2 separate regions of the Homo sapiens genome follow, and region 2 is linked to region 1. Evidence: read pairs that join two places in POLR2A ChIA-PET (ENCODE). Cell type or tissue: CD4-positive, alpha-beta T cell. All regions are shown on one strand. Each heading gives the region's core, and the rest is flanking DNA. Links, peaks and the distances in the headings are about the cores only. Region 1 overlaps LOC124903687 (a long non-coding RNA gene). Region 2 overlaps LONP2 (lon peptidase 2, peroxisomal).

Region 1 (2,811 bases), core at 169-2,668:
GACTAGCTCTGTGGAACATTCCAGAATTTCTCTATTCTTCTGTTTCCTCTTTTTTCCCCCTTAATTTACATTTTTTGTGGGGGGGCAGGTAAGAGACAGGATATCGCTATGTTGCCCAGGCACACCTTGAACTCCTGGGCTTAAACAATCCTCCCACCCCAGGCTTCCAAGTAGCTGAGACTACAGGCACCTGCCACCACCCCCGGCTGGTTTCCTCATCTTTGAAACAGGAAGAAAAACAATAGCAACCACTGTTGGAGTTTTAGGAGACCAATAAACACTCTTTCTGCCCCTTCTGAGTTCAGAACTAAGGAAGAAAAGCAGGTAGAGATCAAAATGTCATCATCATTGCTGACAAGAGCTAGACTGGAGGATGTGGTTGAAGTGAAAATACTTTACCCCCAGTCACTAACACAGCAACTGCAGACAGCCCATTACCAGGGTACAGGGCGGTCCAACCCAGCACCCCACCTTCTCAGAAAGTTATCAGTCAGAGAAATCCTCCTCCTGCTCTGGGGAAAAGGAGAATGAAAGCTAGATAGACATGTTCCTCCACACTTGGCCCCGCTGGGGAATGGAATAGGAATCTCCTCCTGTCCTTGAAAATATGAGAAGCAAAAATAAGTGATTCTCTCAATACCATTTTATGGGCTCTTGAGGTTGTTATGAGATTAAGGAAAAACACAGCTAAAGTATCTAGAATACAGAATTCATAAGGTTTCATCTCTGGCATCGACTGTCCTGGCTGGTCAGGCCAGCCAGATAGGCAAGGCTGGTTAACCGAGGGAAGTTGTGGTTGAGTGAGAAACAGCATGAAGCAAGGAAGTTCTTGAAAGGGGATTTTTTTTTTCTCTCTCTCTTTCTCCTTGTTCCTTACACTCAGGAAACCTTGAGAGTTCCCTAAAGGGAAATGCTGATCAAATATGAACTGGCAAGTCTTTTTTTTTTTTTTTTTTCTGAGATGGAATCTTGCTCTTGTTACCCAGGCTGGAGTGCAGTGGCGCGATCTTGGCTCACTGCAACCTCCGCCTCCGGGGTCCAAGCAATTCTCCTGCCTCAGCCTCCCGAGTAGCTAGGATTACAGGCATGTGCCACCACACCCAGCTAATTTTTTATATTTTGAATAGAGACGGGGTTTCACTACGTTGGCCAGGCTGGTCTCCAACTCCTGGGCTCAAGTGATCCGCCCTCCTTGGCCTCCCAAAGTGCTGGGATTACGGGTGTGAGCCACCACACCCAGCCTGGCAAGTCTTAAATTAAAACTGGAGGAAAAACCTCCCAAAACTATGTATCTTCAATTATACACCAACCCAGTGACTTATTAGCACAGCTTCTTGGCCCAGCATTTTTTAAGGGTGTGTGTATGCACTGCTTCTGTTGGTTTTGGGTGGGATTTTTTTGGAGGGAAGTGGGGAGAGGAAGGCACTGTGGTGTGTTTTTCAAGGCAGCCTCCCTCTTCACCTCTTACAATTAAGCAATTAAGAATCGCAAGCAGGGAAGTCACTGGGAGCAAACAGGAACCAGCCCTGGGGAAAGCCCTGTCTAATCACTGAACAATAGCAATTCCGTTTAAGGTGAGTGCAATAAGGCAGGAAATAACATGCTGTGTTGACAACATGCCTTACTGATAGACTGCGGTTCTGCAAGCAATGCATCAGCAATGCCACACTCGCCACCTGACCTGCCTCAGCCAATCCCACGTCATCTACCTGATGGAGCAAGGCTGCTGGTTGTGTGGACATCAAGGGAAAAGCCCAGGGGAGCAGGAATCTGTTGATCTGTGAGCCTAGTGGTTCTCTTCCCTGTGCTGAATCACTTCTTGGTGGGGCACTGGGAGACCACACCTGAGTTTCTGAGACATATGGAAACCCCCAGAAGCCTGGATCTCTCATAGGTTTTACCTTGGGTAAATCCTCCTACAGAGACCATTCCCCCTTGGTATTTCCAACTACAGCATCTTTAGCTCCTCCTCTTTTTCCTCTAGCAGGGATGTACACAGATGGCACAGACTCCTGGGCCCACAAGTTCACTGTGGTTGCATAATCCACACAAAGATTTTCCCTGAAAATTAGGCCTTAAATATATTGCTTAAGTTAGCAATAATAATGTTCAGTGAGCACTTACAGTGTTGGGTGCTGTATTAATATTCACAATAGGAAGTACTATTATTATCTACATTTTATAGATGAAAAATTAAAACAGAGAGAGGTAATATTCCCAGAGCCCCTATCTACTATAGCCACAATATTTAGCTGAAGGAAAGGAATCCAACACTTTATCTTCCACAATCTGTTTTCATGGACTCAGAGAATATAAAGGCCTGGAAAAGGCCTTAGAGATAACTGAGTGTACTCTTTTATTTTACAGATCAGAAAACAGACCTGGAGAGGGGTTAGGGTTTATTTGCTCCAGTCCCAGGGAAGATCATGAGTGAGCCCCCAAACTCCCACTTTTCGGGCTTCTCCCATAACATATCCCCTTTCTTCCCTCACAGAAGAAATCACTCTCCTGAATTTATCTTTTTTTTTTTTTTTGAGACGGAGTTTCGCTCTTCTTGCCCAGGCTGGAGTGCAATGGCGCAATCTCGGCTCACCGCACGCAACCTCTGCCTCCAGGGTTCAAGCGATTCTCCTGCCTCAGCCTCCCTAGTAGCTGGGATTACAGGCATGTGCCACCACGCCGCGCTAATTTTTTTTTTTTTTTTTTTTTTTTTTTTTTTTTTTTTTTTTTTTTTTAGCAGAGACGGGGGTTTCTCCATTTTGGTCAGGCTGGTCTCGAACTCCGGACCTCGAGTGATCCACCCGCCTCTGC
Region 2 (2,811 bases), core at 91-2,590, 290 kb after region 1:
TCGGCTCACTGCAACCTCCGCCCCCCAAGTTCAAGCGATTCTCCTGCCTCAGCCTCCCGAGTAGTTGAGATTACAGGCCCCTGCCACCATGCCTGGCTAATTTTTGTATTTCAGTAGAGATGGGGTTTCACCATCTTGGCCAGGCTGGTCTTGAACTCCTGACCTCGTGACCCACCCACCTCGCCCTCCCAAAGTGCTGGGATTAAAGGCGTGAGCCACCACGCCTGGCCAAAAAATTCTTACAGGCACACGCACAAAAAATAATCTGTGTCAGCTAGCCTTCAAGATGGTGCCCAGATATCCCATCCCCATGGAGTTAGTGCCTCCCATATCATACCAGGGTTGGGCTGTGTGACCAAGAGAATATGGCAATAGTGATGGGTATAAAAGACTGCAGTTTTGTCTTGATTCTTACTCTCCCTGCTTCTCTCACACATCATTCCCTCTGGGAGAAGCCAGCTGTCACAGCCTTGCCCTAGGGAGAGACACATTACCTCTTACCAGAGATAAGAAACTGAAGGCTCTGGCCAAGTCAGCAAGGAACTGAGGTCAGCTAACAGCCATGTCAGTGGGCTATATAATATAAAACTATATTAATTTTATATTAAAACTAATATAAAATCCAAAAGATAGGAAGATCCTGTAACAAGTAGAAGACTGTTCCAAGAAGACAAAGACAGGAATTTAGCAAAAAGTTACACAAAGCACAGAGGTTACTTTTTATTTTTTTTGAGAGAGTCTTGCTCTGTCATCCAGGCTAGAGTGCAGTGGCTTGATTTTTGGCTCACTGCGACCTCCACCTCTTGGGCTCAAGTGATTCTCCTGCCTCACCCTCCCAAGTAGCTGAGATTACAGGCACCCACCACCATGCCCAACTAATTTTTTCTATTTTTAGTAGAGACAGGGTTTCACTGTGTTGGCCAGGCTGGTCTCGAACTCCTGGCCTCAAGTGATCTGCCTGCCTCGGCCTCCCAAAGTGCCAGGATTACAGGCATTAGTCACCATGTCTGGCCACAGAGGTTACTTTCTAAACATTAAATTTAGCATTTTCTGTTAACATAAATGCACTCATGGCCGTAGACGAGAATGGATATGTTTCAGATTTGGAGAAGAATAGTCAAAAAAAAAAAAAGCTGAAAGGATCAAAAGCACTTGATTCTCTTGCAGAGCCAGCTTCCTGTTTTGGTTGAGGAAGGAGCTGCACTTAAAATAACTAGCATAAAGCATGCTTAGGGCTTGCAAAGTCAATGGCAGGAAGCCACAACAAAGAGCTCTGAAAGCAGCCCAACAGAAGGCTGATTCCTCCTGGAGAACTGCATCCTGAGAAAGGCTAAGAGAAGAGGCGCTTGCATAGTCAGTGAGTGGGAACGAACACAAGCCCATCAGCATGTGGCTCTCCTCTGTGACACTCTGACCCCTTGGCTCTAGGTATACTTGCTTACGTGGCAGGATACCTTTCTCCCACTCACCACATTCTTGCCAATAGTTAAAGGTGTGGTAAAGTGGGAGAATGAAAGTCAATGAATGAAAAGAACTAGTGCTGTAAAATTCAAATATTTTATTTTGATGAATTTTATTTTCTTTCTTTTTTTGAGGCAGAGTCTTGCTCTGTTGCCCAGGCTAGAGTGCTGTGGTGTGATCTCGGCTCACTGCAATCCCCGCCTCCCAGGTTCAAATGATCCTCCCATCTCAGCCTCCCAAGTAGCTGGGACTACAGGTGTGTGCCACCACGCCCAGCTAATTTTTGTATTTTTAGAAGAGATGGGGTTTCACCATGTTGGCCAGGCTGGTCTCAAACTCCTGACCTCAAGTGATCTGCCCTCTTCAGCCTCCCAAAGTGCTGGGATTACAGATGTTAGCCACCACACCTGGCTTTTGATGCATTTTAAATTGAGGTTGTCTGGAAAGCAAGCCCTAAGCATGCTTTATGCTAGTTATTTTAAGTGCAGCTCCTTCCTCAACCAAAACAGGAAGCTGTCCCTGCGAGAGAATCAAGTGCTTTTGATCCTTTCTGCATTTTTTTTTTTTAACTATTCTTCTCCAAATCTGAAAAACCACATCCCGGGAGTACCACATAATAAAAGGATGTATATCAAGGAATTAAGGATGTAATACCTACTTCCTTCCACTACATTAGGTTGATTTCACTGTCCCACCTAAGGCAAATACAGCAGATAAACAACAAATCTCCAAATGCAACTCACACAAAATAGGATCCATATTGAGCTACAAAAATTGTCATTGAGGGAGACAGACTTGTGGTCTAGCCAGCCAAAGCTTTGTGGTCAGCAGGGGGCTCAAGGAATCTATCATAAGAGGACAGGCCTGTCATCACTGACATCAAATCTTATTGCTTATGACTCACCACCCAACCACTAGCCTTTTCTCCAACTTACAGCTTCTCTTTTCCTACAGACTGGAAAATGGATAGCCAAGTTTATAAAGACATGTCTGTTAACCAAGTCAAACAGGCAAAGCATGGTGTTTACTGAGGAATGTTGTGAAGGGATTTATAAATCAAATCACAGTCAAAGTAGGTGGCTACTAAAGATCCTACTCAAATGAGATTTTATAATAGTCAATTATATAGGTAGAAGCCTAAAGCTACAAAACAAAAGCAATGTTTCTTCTTAGTTTTGTTGTTTTTTCCCCCTCTTTTCTTTGGGATTTGAGGTAGAATTGAGTATCACCATAATTCAGAATTGACAGAGTAGATGGTATGTTTAGAATCATAAAACATTTAGTCAAAAGTAATTCTGAAAATTAGAGGTTGTCAAAGCAACTGGGACTTCATTGGCAAAATCCCAATAA

The links. ChIA-PET counts read pairs that join two places held together with the same protein. Peaks named below come from ENCODE experiments on the same cell type or tissue, not always from the same donor. Only the 100,000 strongest peaks of a DNase experiment are listed, where the experiment ranks them.
Region 2: POLR2A ChIA-PET joins it to region 1 with 17 read pairs; 14 of 35 experiments call an interaction of 5 or more read pairs at or near these places.

What each region holds. Positions count from the first base shown.
Region 1 is chr16:48,610,785-48,613,595 of GRCh38, reverse strand. LOC124903687 (a long non-coding RNA gene) reads right to left here. Exons shown (of 2, transcript XR_007065063.1): 2 at 2,383-2,811. Among named protein-coding and RNA genes, the nearest start is that of N4BP1, 2.0 kb to the right of the region's middle. RefSeq lists an enhancer at 1,874-1,953. In CD4-positive, alpha-beta T cell, for the core only: no CTCF peak of the experiment used is centred there; DNase peaks (open chromatin) are centred at 345, 785 and 1,695; H3K4me3 peaks cover 1,277 bases; H3K27ac peaks cover 2,347 bases.
Region 2 is chr16:48,317,300-48,320,110 of GRCh38, reverse strand. The region is part of intron 11 of LONP2 (lon peptidase 2, peroxisomal); the gene reads right to left. Among named protein-coding and RNA genes, the nearest start is that of SIAH1, 67 kb to the left of the region's middle. RefSeq lists an enhancer at 288-910. In CD4-positive, alpha-beta T cell, for the core only: no CTCF peak of the experiment used is centred there; DNase peaks (open chromatin) are centred at 1,230 and 2,320; H3K4me3 peaks cover 723 bases; H3K27ac peaks cover 917 bases.